2 separate regions of the Homo sapiens genome follow, and region 1 is linked to region 2. The links are chromatin loops, found by intact Hi-C in ENCODE. Cell type or tissue: heart left ventricle. All regions are shown on one strand. Links, peaks and the distances in the headings refer to the core of each region. The heading gives the core; the rest is flanking DNA. Region 1 holds the start of CHKA (choline kinase alpha). Region 2 holds the start of TCIRG1 (T cell immune regulator 1, ATPase H+ transporting V0 subunit a3).

What was found. A loop is a pair of places that touch in the nucleus more often than their neighbours do. Peaks named below come from ENCODE experiments on the same cell type or tissue, not always from the same donor. Only the 100,000 strongest peaks of a DNase experiment are listed, where the experiment ranks them.
Region 1: it touches region 2 in a loop (2.9-fold over the local background); 50 of 110 quality-filtered maps call a loop at or near these places.

The regions. Positions count from the first base shown.
Region 1 is chr11:68,119,685-68,127,875 of GRCh38, reverse strand. CHKA (choline kinase alpha) reads left to right here and starts at 6,488. Exons shown (of 12, transcript NM_001277.3): 1 at 6,488-7,048. The coding sequence starts at 6,699. It overlaps CHKA-DT (CHKA divergent transcript), which reads right to left and starts at 5,988. Exons shown (of 4, transcript NR_183630.1): 1 at 5,673-5,988. RefSeq lists silencers at 5,634-5,733, 6,084-6,513, 7,084-7,213 and enhancers at 4,983-5,749, 5,750-6,515, 7,364-7,493, 7,634-7,763, 8,189-8,191. In heart left ventricle, for the core only: no CTCF peak of the experiment used is centred there; DNase peaks (open chromatin) are centred at 6,055, 6,365 and 6,935; H3K4me3 peaks cover 2,500 bases; H3K27ac peaks cover 1,735 bases.
Region 2 is chr11:68,037,007-68,041,186 of GRCh38, reverse strand. TCIRG1 (T cell immune regulator 1, ATPase H+ transporting V0 subunit a3) reads right to left here and starts at 2,162. Exons shown (of 20, transcript NM_006019.4): 1 at 2,068-2,162. RefSeq lists silencers at 161-290, 1,971-2,050, 2,111-2,290 and an enhancer at 2,182-2,803. In heart left ventricle, for the core only: no CTCF peak of the experiment used is centred there; DNase peaks (open chromatin) are centred at 2,216, 2,961 and 3,436; H3K4me3 peaks cover 2,060 bases; H3K27ac peaks cover 2,500 bases.

The sequences.
Region 1 (8,191 bases), core at 5,692-8,191, 82 kb before region 2:
AAAAGTCCAGCCTGCAGGGCCCAGGGCTGACTGAGGGGAGAGGGGCCCTGTGCAGCCGGCAGAGGGGGTGCGGTGCCTGAACCCAGGTTGCCCAACTCCTAGCCCAGAAGTGTTATCCCCACAGTGTAACCTGCATGATGACTGGGGTCTTTTTAAAAATTGTATTTATTTTCTATTTTGTTTGTTTGTTTTTTGGAGACAGAGTTTGGCTCTTTTGCCCAGGCTGGAGTAAAGTGGCGCAATCTTGGCTCACTGCAACCTCTGCCCTCCAGGTTCAAGTGATTCTCCTGCCTCAGCCTGTTAAATAGCTGGGATTATAGACACCTGCCACGATGCCCAGCTAATTTTTGTATTTTTAGTAGAGACAGGGTTTCGCCCTGTTGGCCAGGCTTGTCTTGAACTCCTGACCTCAGGTGATCCACCTGCCTCGGCCTCCCAAAGTGCTAGGATTACACGTATGAGTCACTGCGCCACAATTTTGCATTTATTGTGCCAAAAATTGCATTTATTGTGTTACAAATGTAATGCAAGCTTAAAGCACAAAACCTCAAATCAGGTTTTCAACAAACTTGGAAAGGGAGCTTAGATTGCCTGACTTAAGACTGGCGACGGTGGCTCATGCCTGTAATTCCAGCACTTTGGGAAGCTGAGGTGGGCAGATATCGAGACTAGCCTGGCCAACATGGCAAAACCCCATCTCTACTAAAAATACCAAAATTAGCCGGGCGTTGTGGTGCACACCTGTAATCCCAGCTACTTGGGAGACTGAGGCAGGCCAGTCACTTGAACCCATGAGGAAGAAGTTTCAGTGAGCCGAGATTGCACCACTGCATTCCAGCCTGGGCAACGAGAGAGGCCTCGTCTCAAAAAAAAAAAAAAAAAAAAAAAGATCACCTGACTTAAAACACCGGCTATGTGGACACAGGAAATGCATTCTGAGGGGCCCAGGGGATCATCTCCAGTAGAGGAACGGTCACTAGGTCATTGCCAGGGTCTACTATGGCAGCCCCAGGAGGCAATCATGTGCCCCAAGGGCCTCAGATTTAGATACATCTGAATAAGGATAATCAGATTAGTACAGAGATCTGTTGTCAGGCCTGAAAGATGTTTGTCACACCATACCACTTAAGGTGCTCTACAAACCATTATTATTATTATTATTGACAGTATCTCACTCTGTCACCCAGGCTGGAGTCAGTGGCTCAATCATGTCTCTACAGCCTCAATCCCCTGGGCTCAAGTGATCCTCCTGCCTCAGCTTCCCCAGTAGCTTGGACCACAGGCAGGTGTCACTATGCTTGGTTGGCTCCATTATTATTTTAAAGTAATCCCTCTATTACCTTGAGAATTGCAAAATTATCTTGAATGGGACTTTTGCATGTGTGTTAAAAGCACTGATTTGTTCAATTTAAGTATTTCAAACATGCCCCAGTTTTGGTAACCCTGTCGAGATGTTTCTTTTTTTTTTTTTAGAGATGGAGTCTTGCTCCTGACCTCAGGTGATCTGCCCACCTCAGCCTCCCAAAGTGCTGGGATTACAGGCGTGAGCCACCGTGTCCCGCCTAGATTTTTCTTAATTTTTGAATGTGCCAGGAGCTTCAAAGAATGGAAAACTCTCCAGGCCCTGTTAGACCTGCCAGAGCTCCTGCAGGCTTTGCGCTTCCACTGGCACTTAGGATGAATGGGTATTTGCTGCTCTCTGCCAGGCTCTGGGAATCCAGCTAACAATAAGCTGAAAAGCATAGATACCCTTTGTGGGGCTTTGGCTCTACACCCAGCTCTTTCCTTGCTGGTTTCGGTGAATCTCCCCAACAGCCCTGTAGAGTAGGACTCCATTTGGGGATGAGGAAAGTGGCTTAGAAAGGTAGATGTTCTGTCCAAGGTCACACAGTGGGTGGCAGCATGACCTCTAAAGATTGTGTGTGTGTGTGTGTGTGTGTGTGTGTGTGTGTGTGTGCGCGCGCGCGTTATGGAGTCTTGCTTTTATTGCCCAGACTGGAGTGCAGTGGCATGATCTCGGCTCACTGCAACCTCCACCTCCTAGGTTCAAGTGATTCTCCTTCCTCAGCCTCCCGAGTAGCTGGAACTATAGACATGTGCCACCATGCCTGGCTAATTTTTGTATTTTTAGTAGAGACGGGGTTTCACCGTGTTGGCCAGGCTGGTCTCGAACTCCTGACCCAGGTGATCCACCTTGGCCTCTCAAAGTGTTGGGATTACAGGCGTGAGCCACTGCACCTGGCCAGAATTTTTACCCATAATATTATACTCAAAATCCCTGCAAATGAGGACAGGAGGAATGCCTGCCCCACCCACCAGACAGATGGATATTCTAGTCACCTGCTTCCTCTGAGCCCTGTGGGCCCTAGACTCTGGCTGCGGGTGCTGAGCCAAATGTATGGTAGAAGGGTCAGTCCAAGTCAGACCACACTTGTGCTCAGAGACCTCCAGAAAGCTGCTGGACCTACACAGCCTTTCGCTGACAGAGCTGGGCTGGGGCCACGCTCAGCACTCAGGGAAAGCCCAGCTCCATGTCACTCTGCTAGCTGGCACTGCAACCCAATCTTCAACATGGAGGATTGCAGCCAGGTGGCCTCTGTGCTCTCATCAATATTTTAAGGCTCAGAACTGGAGCAGGGGTGCTTGGTCCTGGGTGTGACCTGGGAGGAGGTGTGAGCACAGCCTTGCCAGGGCTCTGCTTCTCCAGCCCGTGAGGGAACCCCCACTGTGCCAAATGTCTAGTGCTTCCTGGGCCAAAGGTGCTTATGGTGCAGAAGGACAGAAGGACAAGGCTCCCCTGGATGGGGTCCTGGGTGGAGTCCCAGGTCCTGCTGGCCTTTAACGAATGGTTTTATCCCCTGGGAAGCTCCCTTGCCACCTGGGAGATGAAGTGCTAATGACACTCACCTCACTGCTGCTTAGGGAACTTGCTGTATGCAGCATCTTTGAAAGGGCTCAAAGCCTGCTCCTACCAGGTGCTTGACAGTGGGTTCCCCCATCTTGGGGGGAGTCAGACTCACAAAGCCCTTTCTCAGAACAGGCCTTGGAGTTGGTGGCAGGGCTGAGGCCCGTGGGTGGACCCCGAGGAACCCATCAGCAGGAAATTCAGAGTGGACGGGAACTTCCCAATCTTTCCTCTATCCCTCCTAAGGCCCATCACCCACCCTCTGAGTCTGCTCTCAGAATTCAGCATCAATCACAGAGCTTTTGGATAATTTTTTTATCTTATCCTAGAGGAAAAGGTTTGGTAATTGGAACAACCTCCAATTACCTGCCATAGCAAGTTTCTCTCAAACTCGTCTACTTGTGCACAGACATTGACATTTTGGTTATCAGAGTGTTTGAATTATTTTTGTTTAAAATGTATTTTTATTTTCCTAGCCTCTGTTGCCCAGGCTGGAGAGCAGTGGCGTGATCATGGCTCACTGCAGCCTTGAACTCCTGGGTTCAAGGGATCCTCCCACCTCCGGCTTCTAAGTAACTGAGATTACAGGCACATGTCACTGTGCCTGGCCAATTATTTTATTTTTTGTAGAGACAGGGTCTCACTTGTTGCCCAGGCTCATCTTGAACTCCTGGCCTCAAGCAAACCTCCCACCTTGGCCTCCCACAGTGCTGGGATTACAGGCATAAGCTACTACACCCGGCCCAAATTCTTTTCTTATACGACACTGTCTTCCCAAGCTGTGAAATGCTACAAGTGCATGCATTATTCATCTCCGAAAACCAACCACTGGCAGAGGCAACGCCATGCAATGCACTGCACGCAACCAAACGGTTACTTCTTGCATGCTATGCATTTTGCATACATTCTCTCAATCCTGGATGCTCGGGGTATTATAATCCCCATTTTATAGTTGAGGAAACCGAGGCTCAGCCCAAAGTCATAAGTTAATAATTGCTGAGCCAGGAGCTCACTGATTCATTCATTCAGCAAATACGGTCTCACTCTGTCACTCAGGCTGGAGTGCAGTGGGTGCCTTGACCTCCCAGGCTCAAGTGATGCTCCTGGCTGAGCCTCCCAAGTAGTCGGACAAGTGTAAGACACAATGCTCTGTTAATTTTTTTTTTCATTTTTAATTTTTGAGACAGTCTTTTTTTTTTTTTGAGACGGAGTCTCGCTCTGTCTCCCAGTCTGTAGTGCAGTGGCGCGATCTCGGCTCACTGCAACCTCCGCTTCCTGGGTTTTATGCCATTCTCCTGCCTCAGCCTCCCGAGTAGCTGGGACTACAGGCATGCACCACCTACGCCCGGCTAATTTTTTTTGTATTTTTAGTAGAGATGGGGTTTCACCGTGTTAGCCGGAATGGTCTCGAACTCCTGACCTTGTGATCCGCCCACCTCGGCCTCCCAAAGTGCTGGGGTTACAGGCATGAGCCACCTCGCCCGGCGAGACAGAGTCTTGTTATGTTGGCCAGGCTGGTCTCAAACTCCTGGCTCAAGTGATCCTCCTGCCTTGGCCTCCCAAAGTGCTGGGATTACAGCCATAAGCCACCATGCCTGGCCTTGAGGCAACCTCTTCCTCCCACAGGGAACTGTGATCCCATAAAAATGTCTGAGGCTTTTCCTAACAAAAGCCAGCAGATGCCAGAAAGAGTTATTTCAAATTATAGAGGGCCACTCCTTACTTTAGTGTCCCTTCCTCCTGGCCAGATTTCTGGCATTCCTTTGAGATTACCAGACTGGTGCCAGGGGACAGTGGGACAAAGGGCTTGTCACCTGGGCAGGCCATTGGCATGGCCCCACCTCCCTGTGAGCCGGTATTTTTAGAGAAAGTCCTTGGCTCCTTTATCCAAACGGCCTCCCCAGATTGAAGCCCTTGGCTTCTCAGCCTTTCAAACATCCAGTGGCCGGCCTCCGTCCCAGGGGCCTTGGTCTCTCCTACCTCCCTGCAGGTCAACTTCCAGGCCTGTCGCCACAGCAGCCTTACAAAAGTCCCCTTTCATTTTTATCCTTAAATAAGACCATTTTGCGTGGAGCAAGTTCAGCCAAGTACACACTCTAAAAGATTTTTGCGGCCGGGCGCGGTGGCTCACTCCTGTAATCCCAGCACTTTGGGAGGCCGAGGCGGGCGGATCACGAGGTCAGGAGATCGAGACCATCCTGGCTAACACGATGAAACCCCGTCTCTACTAAAAATACAAAAAAAAAAAAAAAAAAAAAAAAAAAATTAGCCAGGCGTCGTGGCGGGCGTCTGTAGTCCTAGCTACTCGGGAGGCTGAGGCAGCAGAATGGCGTGAACCCGGGAGGCGGAGGTTGCAGTGAGCCGAGATCGTGCCACTGCACTCCAGCCTGGGCGACTGAGCAAGACTCCGTCTCAAAAAAAAAACCAAAAAACATTTTTGCTTCTGGAAGACTGTGAACTCCCCACATAGAAGCATTTCCTGTGTATCAGGCACTGGATTTCCTAAGCCCCTGGCAGCCCAGGAAACCTCCTGTTTCAGCTCATGTCCCATAAAATGGGATCCATAATTTTTATATGTATCAGCACCTCACTTCTAGGAAGGACGGGAGCAGTGAGGGACATGGGGCAGTGTGTGGCAAACGGTAGCAGGGGCCCTTGCCCCTCTACCCCGGCAAAGGTGCGTTAGTCACGGTCACAAGGCTGTTTCCTGCGGGGGATGGGGAGGCAGGGGCAGCGTCCACAACGCCAGTAGCCCCGTGGCACGCACCTTTGGCCTGTGCTCTGGGCAGTTGCGGCGGCCCCATGGCGGGGATGATGCCCCTCCCTCGACGGTCCCTGGGCCTCCAGCCCTGAACTTCTAGGCCCGAGCATCCTCAGTACCACGGACAGGGAAACTGAGGCTGCGGGAGGCGTGCAGAGGGCTGGGCCCCGGTAGCCGGCGTGCAGCCGGGCCCAGCCTGGCCCACCGTGTGGCCTCGAGCCCGTCACCTCTTCCCTCCTTCAGACCTCGGTTTCTTAGTAATTCTTCGGGCTCCGCGTTGGACAGGGCGAGACGCGCCTGTGGCAGCGCTGGGAAATGTTACAAAATCACACCCACTGAGCCCCAGGAGGAGGCTGCTCGCCCAAGGTCACGCGGAGAGGGCAGTAGCCTCCAGACACGTTTCCTGCCTGCCCCTGCCAGGCCCGGCCTCTGATGTCACGGGGCTTCCGAGGGGTCCAAGGAAACTTTCAGCTCCCAAAGCCAACCCCGGGGTCCTCCGAGGCTCAGGAGCCTCCCTCGCTCGGCCCAGTCCGGCTCCGTCCCACCGCGGAGGCGCTCTCCCGGCGCCCCCCGCGCCTCGCTCCCCTCTCCCCCTTCCCTGCGACCGCCGGGGCGCCCCCTCGACGCCCCGCCCCCTTCGCCCAGGCCCCGCTCACGGAGGCCGCAGCGCTCTGGGTTGGGGGCGGCGCCGCAGCCAATGGGGAGGCGGTGTGGCGAGGGCGGCGGCGGTTATGATGCGCCGGGCCGGCGGACGGCGGCCAATCAGTGGCGAGCGCGAGGGCGGGCTGTGACGCGGCCGGCGCTCCTCGTGCGGCGGCGGCAGAGGAGCGAGTGCAGCGGCCAGCAGCACATCCCCGCTCCACAGTCGCCGCAGTCGCCGCAGCCGCCGCCGCCGCCCCGCGCGCCCAACCGCCGCGGCCCCCTGCCCCGCCGGCCTGCCAGTGAGAGAGCGGCGAGGGGGCGCCCGGCCGGACTCTGAGCCTAGTCCTCTCGCGCTGCGGCCGCCCGCGCCTCCTCGGCCGCCTGTCGGGCATGAAAACCAAATTCTGCACCGGGGGCGAGGCGGAGCCCTCGCCGCTCGGGCTGCTGCTGAGCTGCGGTAGCGGCAGCGCGGCCCCGGCGCCCGGCGTGGGGCAGCAGCGCGACGCCGCCAGCGACCTCGAGTCCAAGCAGCTGGGCGGCCAACAGCCGCCGCTCGCGCTGCCCCCTCCGCCGCCGCTGCCGCTGCCGCTGCCGCTGCCCCAGCCCCCGCCGCCGCAGCCGCCCGCAGACGAGCAGCCGGAGCCCCGGACGCGGCGCAGGGCCTATCTGTGGTGCAAGGAGTTCCTGCCCGGCGCCTGGCGGGGCCTCCGCGAGGACGAGTTCCACATCAGTGTCATCAGGTCGGTGGCGCCGGGTCTGGGGGCCGCGGGACAGTCAGGTGACGCGGGGCGGGGCCGGGGCGGGGTCCGGGCAGGGGGCGTGGGCCGGGGGGGTCGGGGGCCGGGGGAGCCGGGGCCGGGGCGGAGGCCGGGGACCGGGGACCGCAGCCGGCGAAAGCCCTCCTTCTCCCAGCCCTGGGTAATCCAAGGGAAGCGGGTTCGCGGCCGCCGCAGGCCGTCCACAAACAGGCTTTTGTAAAAACGTCGGTTTCATGAGAAAACGGGTCTGTTCTAGGAGAACAATACCGTTCCATCACGAAGTGCGTGTGGTACTGACGCTTAAGATAGGTCTAGAAAGTCTCTGCGGTTTAGGGCCTTGAATGAAGGTGTTGTGGCTGGCTTTAAAAACACAAACCACTTTTTAACTTTTTTCTGTTAGTTTTTCGAGTTCGCGATTTGATGTCTTGTTCCCTCTCCAAGAGTCATTGTTAGTGGAGGAGTAGCATTTTCTCATCCCCTAAGAGACATCACTATAGCTGTGTTACTAGACAAAGGTGGGAGGCGTGGCTCCTAAAATAAGAGTAAGGTAGAAATGTTTTTTCCTTTTTTTTTTTTTTTTGAGACGGAGTTTCGCTCTTGGTCCCCAGGCTGGAGTGCAGTGGCGCGACCTCGGCTCACTGCAACCACGGCCTCCCGTGTTCAAGCGATTCTCCTTGCCTCAGCCTCCCGAGTAGCTGGGATTACAGACACACGCCACCACGCCCGGCTAATTTTGTATTTTTAGTAGAGACAAGGTTTCTCCATGTTCGTTAGGCTGATCTTGAACTCCCGACCTCAGGTGATCCACCCGCTTCGACCTCCCAAAATGTTGGGATTACAGGCATGAGCCACCGCGCTCGGCCATTTTTTCCTTTTTTTAAACTTGAAAATATTTAATCTTAAATTTGAATTACAGAAGTACGCGTGTAGGTATTCAGACTTAACAGAAGTCTGACCTTCTTTCACCACTCTGCTCCGAAGACATAACCATTCAACGTAGTGTGTGCATCCTTCTATTGAGACCTTTAAAGATGTGTTCCCGGGCCGGGCGCAGTGGCTCACGCCTGTAATCCCAGCACTTTGGGAGGCCAAGGTGGGCGGGTCACGAGGTCGGGAGATCGAGAC
Region 2 (4,180 bases), core at 947-3,446:
ACTGAATCCTGGAAGCTGCTGTTACCACCCCCATCTGACAGAGGTGGAAACTGAGGCCTGGGCAGGCTTGATGCGGTGCTGAGGTCACGCAGAAAGTAAGCAGTGGGACTGGGAGACCCCGAAGCCCACCCTCAGGCCGACCTCAAGCTCTCTCCTGGCTTGCTCTGCCCATGGGGACCCCCGCCCCTACCTCCAGCGTCTCCCAGTGACACCGGCTCCACCCCCACCTTCACTCTGGCCTCCCTCCTCTCGGGCTGCCGTCACCCTAGACAGGACCCCACTGGCCCAGGCACTTAGGCCCAGGGCTGCCCCGGGGGTGGCTGGAGCCCTCGCTGCTCCCTGTGGAGCTGCATGTGCTGAGTGGTAGGAGCGGGCATCTCCACCGGGTACCCTGGGGCTAGCCAGGGAGCACTGCTGTGGGGGGGCTGTCCCCTGAGGCCCGGGCCGCCCGGCAGCAGCCGCAGCCTTCCAGGTGTTGAAACCAACAAAAGTGAAACTACAGAATGGCGGGGAAGGGCCCGGGGCCTTGCTCAAGGCCGATGTGGGGTGGGGGCAGGTGCCAGGCCACCTCCAACCCGCCCTGGATGCTGGGGCCCCTCCAGCTCCAAAGCCACTGCTCTCAGGGCCCAGGGCCCCTCTGTGGGAATCAGTTGCTTAGCTCGAAAATTAGGGGGAGGGGACAGGCCTGGTCAGGGCCCCGCCTGCCCAGCCAGTCACTTCCTCCCCTGGGTCTGGTTTACTTAACTCTAAACAGGGAAACGCAGCCCCAGCCCCAGCCTGGGAAAGGAGAGAAGGAGGGAACGAGGGAACACTGAGCAGATGGCCCAAGGCTGCAGGTGGGCAGGGCAGGGGGCAGCGGGGCTGGGTTCCATCCCTAAGGACCAGGCCCGGCCACAGGGCAGAGGGACTTGGAGCCCAGGCTGAGATTGGGTGTGTGACCTTGGGCAAGTCTCTCACCCTCTCTGTGCCTCTACTTCCTCTTTGGGTGAATGGGACGTGGCACCCCTGACAGAGACAGGATCTAGGGAGGTGACAAAAATAACCAGAGCCTCAACTGAATCCCTTCATCCACACGACCTCACACTAATCCCTGGGGGGAGAAACCCTTGGGGAGGGGGTACGGTGCTTTTGTTTCATACAGGACTCCACTGACACTTGGAGAGGTAAAGTCCAATGTTATGTGCCCAGCACAAAGGGTGAGCTCAGAGGAGGGTTGTGTCTGACCTGGCTCCCTTTGGGGCTGTGCTGGCCAAATAAGGAGGTGTGGGGAATCAGCTCTGGGGATCTGGGGAGGGGTCACCCCTGGCTCAGGGCCATCAGGGCTCCCACAGCCACTATGCCGAGGGCTCGAGGGCCGGGCTCCTTCCAGCACTTCCCAGGGGGTGGGGGAACAACCTGTAATGGGCGGGGGGAAAGGTGTGGGGACGTGATCAGCCCCCGTGCCTGGCATGTGAGGCTCCACTGGCTCACCCCCTACCCCTGTCCCCCTTGGTCCCCGCTCTAGCCAGGGTCACCCAGCCACTTTTATGGTGTAAATGAATACGCCTCCATCCTGCGGCCCTGGGGTCCAGGCTCCAGCCCACTCCTCACCCTGTGCCCCTTTCCTGGCCCCTCCAGGAACCCAGCAGGTCTCTCTGCACCTCTGCCCTCCCCTCCAGATGATGGGAAGGCAGTAGGAGAGGGTCTGGCGCCCCCTCCATTCCAAATGGGGTGGGCTCTGGAGTCAAATGACCCAGCTGGTCTCCAGCTCTGACACTTCCTAGTTGTGTGGTCTCAGCTTCCCCATCTGTAGAATGGGTCCCTCCCTCCAAGGAAGCAGCAGCGGGGAAAGCTCCGCGCACACCAGGCCCGGGAACGCTGGGCTGTGTTGGTAAACACCCCATCCTTCTCCTCCTCCCTTGGGGATCCTCCGTGGCCCCCCGCAAGGCCTGACACCCTGCGGGGTGGCGGGCTGAGCTGCATTCACGGAGCCAACTGGGTGGGGCGCCAGGATCTCCTCCCCGGGGCAGGGGGAAGAGGGTGGGCAGGAAATTCTGGGGCTCCGCAGACCCCGGCAGGGGCACTCACCCCGGGTGTGCTGCGCGCCGCGCCTCCGCTGCTGGCTGCCCCGCTCCGCGCACGCCGGGCGGGACTCAGAACTGCACTCCCGCCAGCCCGGGACTAGGCGCCGCTCACTCCTTTCCGGGCAGGCGGGACGACGGGGAGGGGCCAGGGACGCCCCGCCCCCGGCCCAAGGCTCCACTGGAGTCCAGGAAGTCTGGGAGAGGTTGAGCCCAGGCTGTGGCCTGGCGGACGGGTCCTGAGGCGCTTAATCCCGGAGAGGAGGCCTGGAGAAAGGAGCGGATAACAGACCACTGCCAACCGCGCGCGTCTATGCTGGCCCCGATGCAGGGGCAGCTCCGCTCAGGCCCAGCTCAGGATAGGAGATGAGACCCTGCTCTCCTCTCACTTCGAGGCTTGTGCGCCTCTGGCTGATGGGACCCCAACATTCGCAGGCTCATGGGCTTGGGGTCCCCAGGATGCTCCCCCACCTCCGGGACCCCTCCCTTGGGCGGCAGTGAAACCCGCCGGTGCTTACACCTTCCTGCTCTTGACCACCCTGGAGAGGCCCCGCTCTGGCCCTTGGGTGGGTGGCTGCCCCACTCTGGGCCTGCTTCACTGGCAGCAGGACACAGGGCCAGGCCATGCTGCCTTGTTCTGCCCAGCGCCCCGCACCCAGCAGGCCCTGGGAGATACCCTGGGGCCAGAGGCCAGCTGTCAGCTCCACCTGCAGCTGCAGCCGCGGGGGGTAGAGGGGGGTGTCACTGTGACCTTGCTCCAGGTCAGCACCATGGGCGTCATCAGGTCCTAGTGCCTGGAAGCTGGGACTCACGACCGTCCAGCTGCCTGCACTTTGGACAGGCCTGGGGCATTCCCACTGGAGGCCAGGGGCCCTTCAGCTCTGGTGATCCCTAAGCCCCACACAGCGAGCACAGGCCTGTGGGGCTGCGGCAGGGGTGGACAAGTGGAGCCCCAGAGCCGGGCCTGGAAACTGAGTCACAGCCAAGCTCAGCTGTGGTTCCTCAGAAAATTGGGGGACTTGTGGTTGGGCGCCATAGGCCTGTTCTGACAGGGTCGGGGCCTGATACAACCAGACAGCCTGAGTGGGGTCTCAGCAGTAAGTGCCTGGGAGACCACGGTAAGGGAAAGAACCCAGCGGTGAGCTGGAAAGACTGACCCGCTTGGAATAGAAGTATTCAGTGCACAGCTACAGGCTCCATGCCACGCTCTGACGGCGGTTACGTCTGGGAAAAGCTAAACCGGCGGTGCTTCAGGAGTCCTGCGCCTGCCTTGTTTTTGGAAAGAACACCTGTTTTCATCAGTGGCCAAGATGAGCTGCGGGCCAGACCTGTGGACACTTCCCGGGCTCCAGGCTTCCCCTCGCCTCCTGCAGTTACTTCTCACCCCAGTGCCACAGGCTGTGGGGCCCAAGCGGGAGCCTGGCCACTTTGGCATTAGATGGCAATGCCTGGTCTAGGAAGGAGGCCCAGGTGTTAGACCTGAGAAAAGCTCCCTGGGAATGGGCTGGGAGAGGCTGGTGTTTTTGCTGCAGGCCTTCTCAGAGCCTTGAATGTCTACCATGCAGTACCTGCCAGCAGGCACACAGCAGCTGGAGCATTTCCAACACTCACTGGGCCAGGAAACTTGTTCTTTCGAAGAAGTAGCTTTTTACAAAGTAGTGCTTTGTAAAAAGCACTTTTGGAAATGATGGTAGATGGGGGGGGTCAAGGTCTCTGAACTGAGTTTTATTATGGGATGTGCCCTGCATGGCCCTGAGCAAGCCCTTTCACCTCTCGGAGCTGGTTTCCTCACTGCAAATGAAGTGAAATCCTTCCACAGTACTTAGCACAAGTTCAGGGGGGCTGCTTTTGGCCATTATATGGGCAAGGGGCTTGTGTGTGGCCCTAGGGAAACCCCACCGTGTCGCTGGGCCAGCAAAGCAGGAAGTGGTGAGCAGTGGCCGGGCCAGCACCCTGGCGTAGGGAACACAGGAAAGAGGATGTGGCTGGACGCAGGCCAGCTCAGGGCCAGCAGGGCCTGTGTCACCCTCGTGTGACTGTCACCCCAAGCAGGCTTCCTCCTACCCCCAGCAAGGATGCCCCGGCCTGAGTTTCTGCCACTTGCTGTTCTTCAGCCTGAG